Regions from separate parts of the Homo sapiens genome. Here region 2 is linked to region 1. Evidence: read pairs that join two places in POLR2A ChIA-PET (ENCODE). Cell type or tissue: MCF 10A. All regions are shown on one strand.

Region 1 (4,000 bases):
ACAAACACACACACACATGCAGAGGGCACACACAGTGGACCATACCAAAATGCACGTGCACAAGCACACACACACACATCTTGACCATGCACACACAGACTCCTCATTTCTTTCTGGAATGTGTCTGGGTTCCAGGCAGGCCCTTGTTTGGCCTGAGGGAGGCTGTGATTATTCTCCCAGCCACAGCAGGCAGGGCAGCTCAGAGACCTGTTCTGGATTACACAGTTCATATCTACGTCCCTCCCCGTGAGTAAGGGTGGTGCAGAAAAGGAGTGCCTTAGCCGCTCCTTGCACCCGGCTTCTATCTCTCCCTACAACCCAGCCCCACTGGAGTCTTTGCAGCCTGTGACAATGGGATGTTATCCAAAACCATTGCTGCGTCTTTTGCAAGAGTTCCCCATGTGAGACTCACTGCCTATCCTTATCCCTCCCTTCCAAACTCAGCTGGCGGGAGGCCAAGCCATCTCTGGGGTAGGGGGGCAGAGCTAAGCACTTGGCAGCTCCTAGCACTGTGAGGCCCTCATCAGCCACTCTCCCAGGGGCCCTGTTTGGGTGCTGAGCCCAGCCAGCTCTGCAGCTCTGCAGGAAGGAGTCCCCTGCAACATCTGCTTGGCCTATCTGGGGCTATTCAAGCACAGCTTCCTCTTCTGCCTGTGCTTATCTAGGAATTGGGTTCCAATGAGCCAGAACCTGGTGCTTTCACCTGAAGTTTTTTTTTTTTTCTTCCTTTTTTTTTTTTTATTATATCACCTGAAGTTTTGACAAGTTATTGTTTCCTGGCAGCAGCCAAGATGGAGCTGTGACCTCCATCTGGGTTAATGAGTGGAAGACTCACCATGCGCCTACCATGTTGTCCCAGTTCATTGTCCTGCTCCAAGGCGCTAATAAACAAGGTTACGCCTCATATTGGTTGCACAGTCTCCTCCTTGGAGACCATTTCATACCCTCAGTCAGAGCAAGCCTCAACAGATGCAGACCAAGCCCCTACTCCTTGCTAGAGAAGGAGAAAAATGGCAACGTCAGTGCAGCGAGCTGTCAGAGGGATGTTAATAAAGTAACTCAGATGTTCTCCATGGCCCCCACTCCTGGGAGATTTGGTTAAAATTAGTCCAAAACCTAATTCCACAGACTTGCAAGAATCCCGAGCTGTCCCCAGAATTGCTGTGAATTCCTCCATCTATTCCTCACATGTCTCTTAGCTTTGGAGCTCTGAATGCACCTGCATGTGGCTTCAAATTCCACCCCCATCAAGCTGAACAAAAACCCATTACTTAAAAGAATTTCAAAAATAAACCGACTTGTCTGAAACACTTTGAGTTCAGTGACTTTACTGAAAGGTTTGTGATCACAGGAAGGGGTACATCACAGGGGCCTGGGGCTGGTCTTCCTGTGTCCCACCAGCTTCAGTCCTGCACTCACCTCCCATCTTCTTCTTCCTTCCCTCTCTAGAGTAACTCCTAGTTCTGTCCCCCTCTCCATGGACTTTCTCACATTCAGGTCCAGGAAGATTGGCTCCCATCACCCATTCCCAAAGAGACGTTTTTAAATATTCTCCTCTCCCAAAAGTGGGTGTCTGCCCTTAAGAAATTCTCATAACAGCTGCCAAGAAAATAAAATATTCTCTAAAACATCACATTATAAAACTGCGTGTTCACCAGAGAAGTTCCTCAGACAAAGATGAATAAACATAGAAAAGGGAACTCTGGAAATGAGAGTACTTTCAATATTAAGAAGATGCCTAGCCGGGCACGGTGGCTCACATGTGTAATCCCAGCACTTTGGGAGGCTGAGGCAGGAGGATCACTTGAGGTCAGGAGTTCGAGACCAGCTTGGCCAACATGGTGAAACTCAGTCCCTACTAAAAATACAAAAATAAGCTGGACATGGTGGTTGGCGCCCGTAATTCTAGCTACTTAGGAGGCTGAGGCAGGAGAATCACTTGAACCTGGGAGGCAGAGGTTGCAGTGAGCCGAGATTGTGCCATTGCACTCCAGCCTGAGCAACAGAGTAAGACTCTATCTCAAAAAAAAAAAAAAAAAAAAAAAAAAGACCAAGATACCTGAGATAGCTGGCTGCTAAATGCAGAATTAAATGAAGAGAGAACTCAGGAATTGGGTGTCAAGACGGACTCTTTTTTGCCCAAGCATTGGTGAGACAGATGAAGCAAGAGTCAGAAGCTCACACCCCAGATGGGCCCCCAAGAAATTTCTCTCCAGCCAGGGTCTGACATCTTTGTTCCATGTTGACAACAAAGGTCTGAGCTCCAAAATCCACCCCCGCCCCCGAGTAATTGTGGTTTCTCCAGGCCAAGAGGGGTGAAGACCGGGCAGGCACAGGTTACAGGGCTCCTCTGAAGAGTTGACTAGCGGCCATTCATAGGCAGGAGAGCTCCTTCTCAACAAAGTCTGTTTGTTTCCCCCAAGAGCCTGGAGAGTCCGTGCCAAGAGAGAATGACTCATTGGCTCCCAGGCCTTGCCTCACTCTGGGAGACACTGAGCCAGGCCCTTCTCCCCAAAGAGCAGCAGGGCAGCCTCCATCTGGCTCCAGGCCGATGTGGGTGCTACACAGTGAGCTTAAAAACTCAACATGGAGAAGGGTCCAAGTGCGAGTCTTCCAGCCTCACCCCTCATGCAGGATTCCTGTGTCCATGCGTGATGACTTTCTTCAAGGGTTCAAACATGATCAGTTTAAAAGTGAATGTGATTCCCCTCCATAACCCTGCCCATCTGGAAATCTTGAGTCATGGCCAAATTAGAATGCAAAAATGTAGAAACTAATGTTGGGTGCAAAACAGCCTTTGCAATATTTTAGAAGCTTCCAGAAAAGCTTTATCCACAAGAGAAATTTTTCTTCAGAGCAGTAAAAATCAGTTATTGACACAGGTTAACGTAACTCATCAATGAAAAACTGGATACAAATCCAACTAGTTATCCTAACAGCTTCAAACTCATAGTCTATTATATTAAGATTATACTTGCTACTGACCTCACAGGATGGTTGTAAAGAGTAAATAAGAAAATGATGACTACAGAGACAGGCCGAAGCAATGCTCTCAGTAACTTACAAATATTATCTGACTCCATCCTCATCATCTCCGTCACAGGTCTCCAGAAAGTGCAGGAATCTTTAAGCCACTTTGAGGAATCTGAACCTGGAGAACTCAAGTGGTTCAAGTTCACATAACTAATAAAAATCATATTAATGACTGGCACCGTTATCACGTCTGTTATCCCAGCACTTTGGGAGCCTGAGGCAGGCGGATCACTTGAGGTCCGGAATTCAACACCAGCCTGGCTAACATGGTGAAACCCTGTCTCTGCTAAAAATACAAAAATTAACCGGGTGCAGTGGCAGGTGCTTGTAATCCTAGCTACTCGGGAGGCTGAGACAGGAGAATCGCTTGAACCTGGGAGGTGGAGGTTGCGGTGCACCAAGGTCACGCCACTGAACTCCAGCCTGGGTGACAGAACAAGACTCAGTCTCAAAAAAAGAAAAAAATTAACGCAGCAAATAAGTAGGAAGATAAGATAGCAAAAGGTGAGCCCCACTCAGCGACTTAGAGATGCAAAAATGTTTTAGTGGCCAGTGCTTTAGAAGCACATGTATTAACTGGCAATGAGTATGCTAATTATAAAGCTAGCTTATCAGTTCAGTAAAAACTGTTTCCACAGGTCCCTCGTCATATCAGCCCCCAGACAAGGTATTTCCTAAACAGAAAAGTATAAATCTGCAGGTAATCTTGATTAGTTTTTCTTATGCTTCCTCCCAGGAAGAGAGATGTCACCTAGTCATTAAAAAAATAAATTTATTCAGCGCCTCCTTTGGGCCATGCACTCTGTTGGAACTGGGAATAAAATCAGTGATGGAAAGAGACAGAACTTACAATTCAGGACAGGGTGTATCAACCTCAGCACTGGTGACATTCTAGGTTGGATCATTCTTTGTTGGAGGACCCTGTTCTGAGCATTGAAGGGGTGTTTATCAGCATCCCTGGTCTCTA
Region 2 (4,000 bases), 500 kb before region 1:
GATCAGAATGTCTCTCACTCAGCTGGACAAGCCCTTGACTTTGGTGTGAAGGTCCTGGGGAAAAGTGCAGAGGGAAGGAGCCATATGCAGAAAATAAGCAATTCTCTTCCCAACATGACAGCAGGGCGCCCAAATGGAGTTATTTTGTAGTCAGACTGCCACGTAGGACCACACTAGGAGAGCGAGCTTGGGGGAGGCAAGGAGGAGAACGTGCCATCCGTGTAGAGAAGATAATTGAATCCATGGGAGGCCGACTGGGGCTCATTTCACAGGGAGCCGCACAAAAGTGCATGGCTCATTCCAAGACAATGCAGGCCTTCAAAGAGACCTGCTAAGGGGAGCGCATTACTATATTAAGGGCACAACATACCCTAAGTGAGACACACTGTTATGCCTCTTCTTCCCAGTCACAGCCTGGAAATAGCCATAAAAGAAATGAAGTATATTTGCCTTGTTAACACAGTTTGTATTACATATTCATAAACCATTTTGTGAAACTGCAAGGGAAAGATTCAATTGTCTTGGAAGCTGATAATGGCCAAACAGCCACACAGAAAGCAGGAAGCATGTTATGGAATTAGCTGCACAATGAATGAAACACAACGCCTATAATAAACCCATTCAGATATAAATTATGGCAGGGTAGATGCAATGTTTGTTAAGCAATAAAGCTTGCCACCCTACACGGGAAACTGAATGAGATTTATCATAAAATATGGTGGAGAATGTGCTAAGAATCTGGCTTCTCAAACTGGGCTTAATCAAAACAATCTAGAGAGCAGTTTTCCAGGAACAGGAAACCAAAAGAAAACGATAACACTGGGTCCTAAGGGCATTTTGACATTGTGACCCTAAATACCCTTGCTTGCAAGAAATTCCACAGAGGACATTTATAATTTTGAAAAAGTTTTGTTTTGATTTTTCCTTGGAGAATTACCAAAAACTCTTGAGCTCTGGAAATACAAAATTTGACCAATAATTGGCTTCCTGGTTAGATAGGGAAGTAATTCAAGGACAGGGAACTTGTCCAAGTGACACTGGGCTCTTGGTTTCCCTTGGAAATGGTTGAGGTTGTTGATTCCCAGTGAGGCAACTGGGTCTCAGAATGCACTGTGAGATATATGACTGGGTCCCAGAAGGATGTGCGACTTATTTTCTCAGAAGACCTCCTTGAATCTTCCGCACACACTGCTAAATGAATAGAAGGGTACTTTGTGTATTATCTTCTAAAGCTGGGAGCTTGAGTTTATCTCAGACTCCACTTTCTGGGAAAAATAAAATGGAACCAAATAAAACAAAACAAGAATTAACCCAGCATGATGTAGGCTTTCTGGTATTGTTACTTGAAAAGAACTGCAAATATTTTATGGCTTTACAAGTTGAAGTCAATGTTTTTAGTGTATTGAGAACAATGAAAAATACCTTAGGAATGTATTATAGTCCCAGAGTTGGATTAAGAGTGTTCGGAAGCCAAAAGGAATTTTCTGCCTGCTAATAACATTACCCTGCAATCTAATGAAATAATCTCCCTAAAGCCAGGTTTATGGAATAAGCTGATTTCCCATTTGTGGTTAAAAATAAGAATAACAAATGTCCTCTTTGGTCAACTTGCCACTCAGTCCATATACTGTAAAACTATGCTTTGGAAATAGCAAAATTGTATGACTTAATGGGTCAATTATGACATTTTAGAGATACAGATTATTACTGACCTGCAGTGAAGTAACCAGAGAATTTAAATTGGCAAAAAGCTCCAACACATGGAGTTGTTACTGGCAAATTCAGCTGTGTCATCTTCACTGTATTCATAGATGGTGTGTGTGTATACATACCCACACATGTGTACATGCATATGCATATGTAAGAATCCACTAGAAAAACTAGGCATTAACAAAAGATTGGAAAATAGAAATACATAAGATTCTACATGTTTATATGTTTTAGAGATGAGATCTCACTATGTTGCCCAGGCTGGGGTGCAGTGACTATTCACAGGCATGATCGATGCGTACTACAGCCTCAAACTCTGCTCCTCAAGTGATCCTCCCACCTCAGCGTCCCAAATAGCTCTTGCCACAGCATCCAGCTCAAGATTCTATAACATTAACAGCAAAAAAATCTCTACTTCCCTCTCCTCAATGAAACTCATTCTCCATACTCTTTTTCCTAGTTAAGATGCAAAAATTGCCAAGTATTTGGAAAGGTAATCATAGTAACAGAGTGCTGAAATAAAACAAAGACAAAAGTGTCCCTCAATATCCTGTCTGGGAGCATAGCACCAACTGCCTGCCTTTATATGGCTGTTTATTTCTTCCTTGCTATCATCTCATTTACTTCTTATGAATATTTCTGCAGAGCAGGAATCACTGTAGCCACTTTACATATTAGGGCATAGAGGAAACTCATGTATCATTAAGAGGGAAACAAAGAAACAGCAAAAACCAAAACGCCTTCAGCTGCAAGAAACAGACACCTGAACTTAAAGTGATAAAGCACATGGGGGTTTACTTGTCCTATATAACAAGGAAGTCTAGTGGTAAGCCTTCCAGAACTTTCTGAATACACGATGCCAATAAATAACTACACCCTTTTTCTCTTTCCGCACCACCACCCTGTAGACTTTTCAGGACGAAAAAGGATGAAGGACAAGAGGACGAATAGCCACACTGCAGAGATCGTCCCTTTATGTCACCAAAACCAAAGCCTCCCCAGAAGCCCATCCTGCAGACTTTTCCACATTCGTTTCATTGATCAGAGGTTGCTGCTTGGCCAACTGTAACTGAGGAGTGGCCACAGAGAAGGGACTTAGGAAGGGGTCAGGTCAGCCAACCTATAGCACCTAACACACTCAGAAATCTTTAAATACTTGCACAAGTTTGTATCTTTTAAAAGAAGAACAGGGACTTGTAGACTTAGCTTTCAAAGCTGGTGTTCTTTTCATTATGCCTAGCTATCTGCATTGTTATATCAACATTTCTTTCTTTTGGCTCAAAATTATACCTATCAGTTATATCTTTGTTAAAGCAAAGAAGTTCAGAAACGAATATTATGCATGAATTAAATGTAAGTGTGAATTTGCCAAATTGGTACTTTATACATAATAGAAATCTCACTGAACTTGATGGGAAATGGACAGATGCACCCACTGAAGATATCCAAGTCCTGGTTTATGAATCTGAATTAGTTTAATCAATTTGGATAATTTACAGTAATTTCTGAGCCATTTGGTTTTTATGGAGAGACTAGGTGAGGCAGCTGTTAAGCCTGCTTTTTAGAGCCTTCTAAGCACAAGGGGCTCTACTTCCAGTTGAAAACCCTAATGTGCATTATATTTCTCTGGAAGCAAATTTTGGGTCCCATACTCAGATCACCAACACTTCATCCAAAGCTCGGGGCCTCTGTTTAATAGAATTTGGTTGAGGTAGAAACTCTCTCAAAGTTTTATCTATTATATTTCTGTGCAATAAACCACCCTAGAATTTAGTGACTTAAGACAACACCCATGCATTGGCCTGCAGTTCTGCAATTTCAGCAAGGTTGGGTGGAGGCGGGTTGTCTCTATTCCAGGTGATGTTGCTGTGATGTGACTCATTTGTCTGAGTGCTCTGCTGCGGGGAATGTCTGGGGATGGCTGGTTTTCTCTCTCTCTCCACATGGTCTCCCACTCAGGTGTCTAGTCTGAGCTTCTTTACATGACAGCTAGATCCCCAGAGAATGACTGTGGAACCTTCCAGGACTCTAAAGAACTATATTTCAGAATTCACACATCACTCTGCCACATCGCACTGCTCACAGCAAGCACAGGCCCACCTAGATTTCAGAGATGGGGAAACGTACTCCAACTCTATGCAAACTGTGCCGTGCCCTCACAGAGATGGCAGGGATGGTTGGTGGCCATCTGTGCAGACAACTTCTACACCCAGCATTATCTCTGAAGACCATCAATTACCTCAAAGAGTCACCTTGCTTTCCCAGGAACCTATGCATCCGCCACATGGAG

The links. Peaks named below come from ENCODE experiments on the same cell type or tissue, not always from the same donor. Only the 100,000 strongest peaks of a DNase experiment are listed, where the experiment ranks them.
Region 2: POLR2A ChIA-PET joins it to region 1 with 5 read pairs; 2 of 35 experiments call an interaction of 5 or more read pairs at or near these places.

The regions. Positions count from the first base shown.
Region 1 is chr16:79,650,006-79,654,005 of GRCh38, reverse strand. No RefSeq gene overlaps it. Among named protein-coding and RNA genes, the nearest start is that of MAF, 51 kb to the right of the region's middle. In MCF 10A, no CTCF peak of the experiment used is centred here; DNase peaks (open chromatin) are centred at 385 and 2,445.
Region 2 is chr16:80,148,601-80,152,600 of GRCh38, reverse strand. The region is part of intron 2 of LOC105371357 (a long non-coding RNA gene); the gene reads right to left. Among named protein-coding and RNA genes, the nearest start is that of LINC01228, 320 kb to the right of the region's middle. In MCF 10A, no CTCF peak of the experiment used is centred here; no DNase peak of the experiment used is centred here.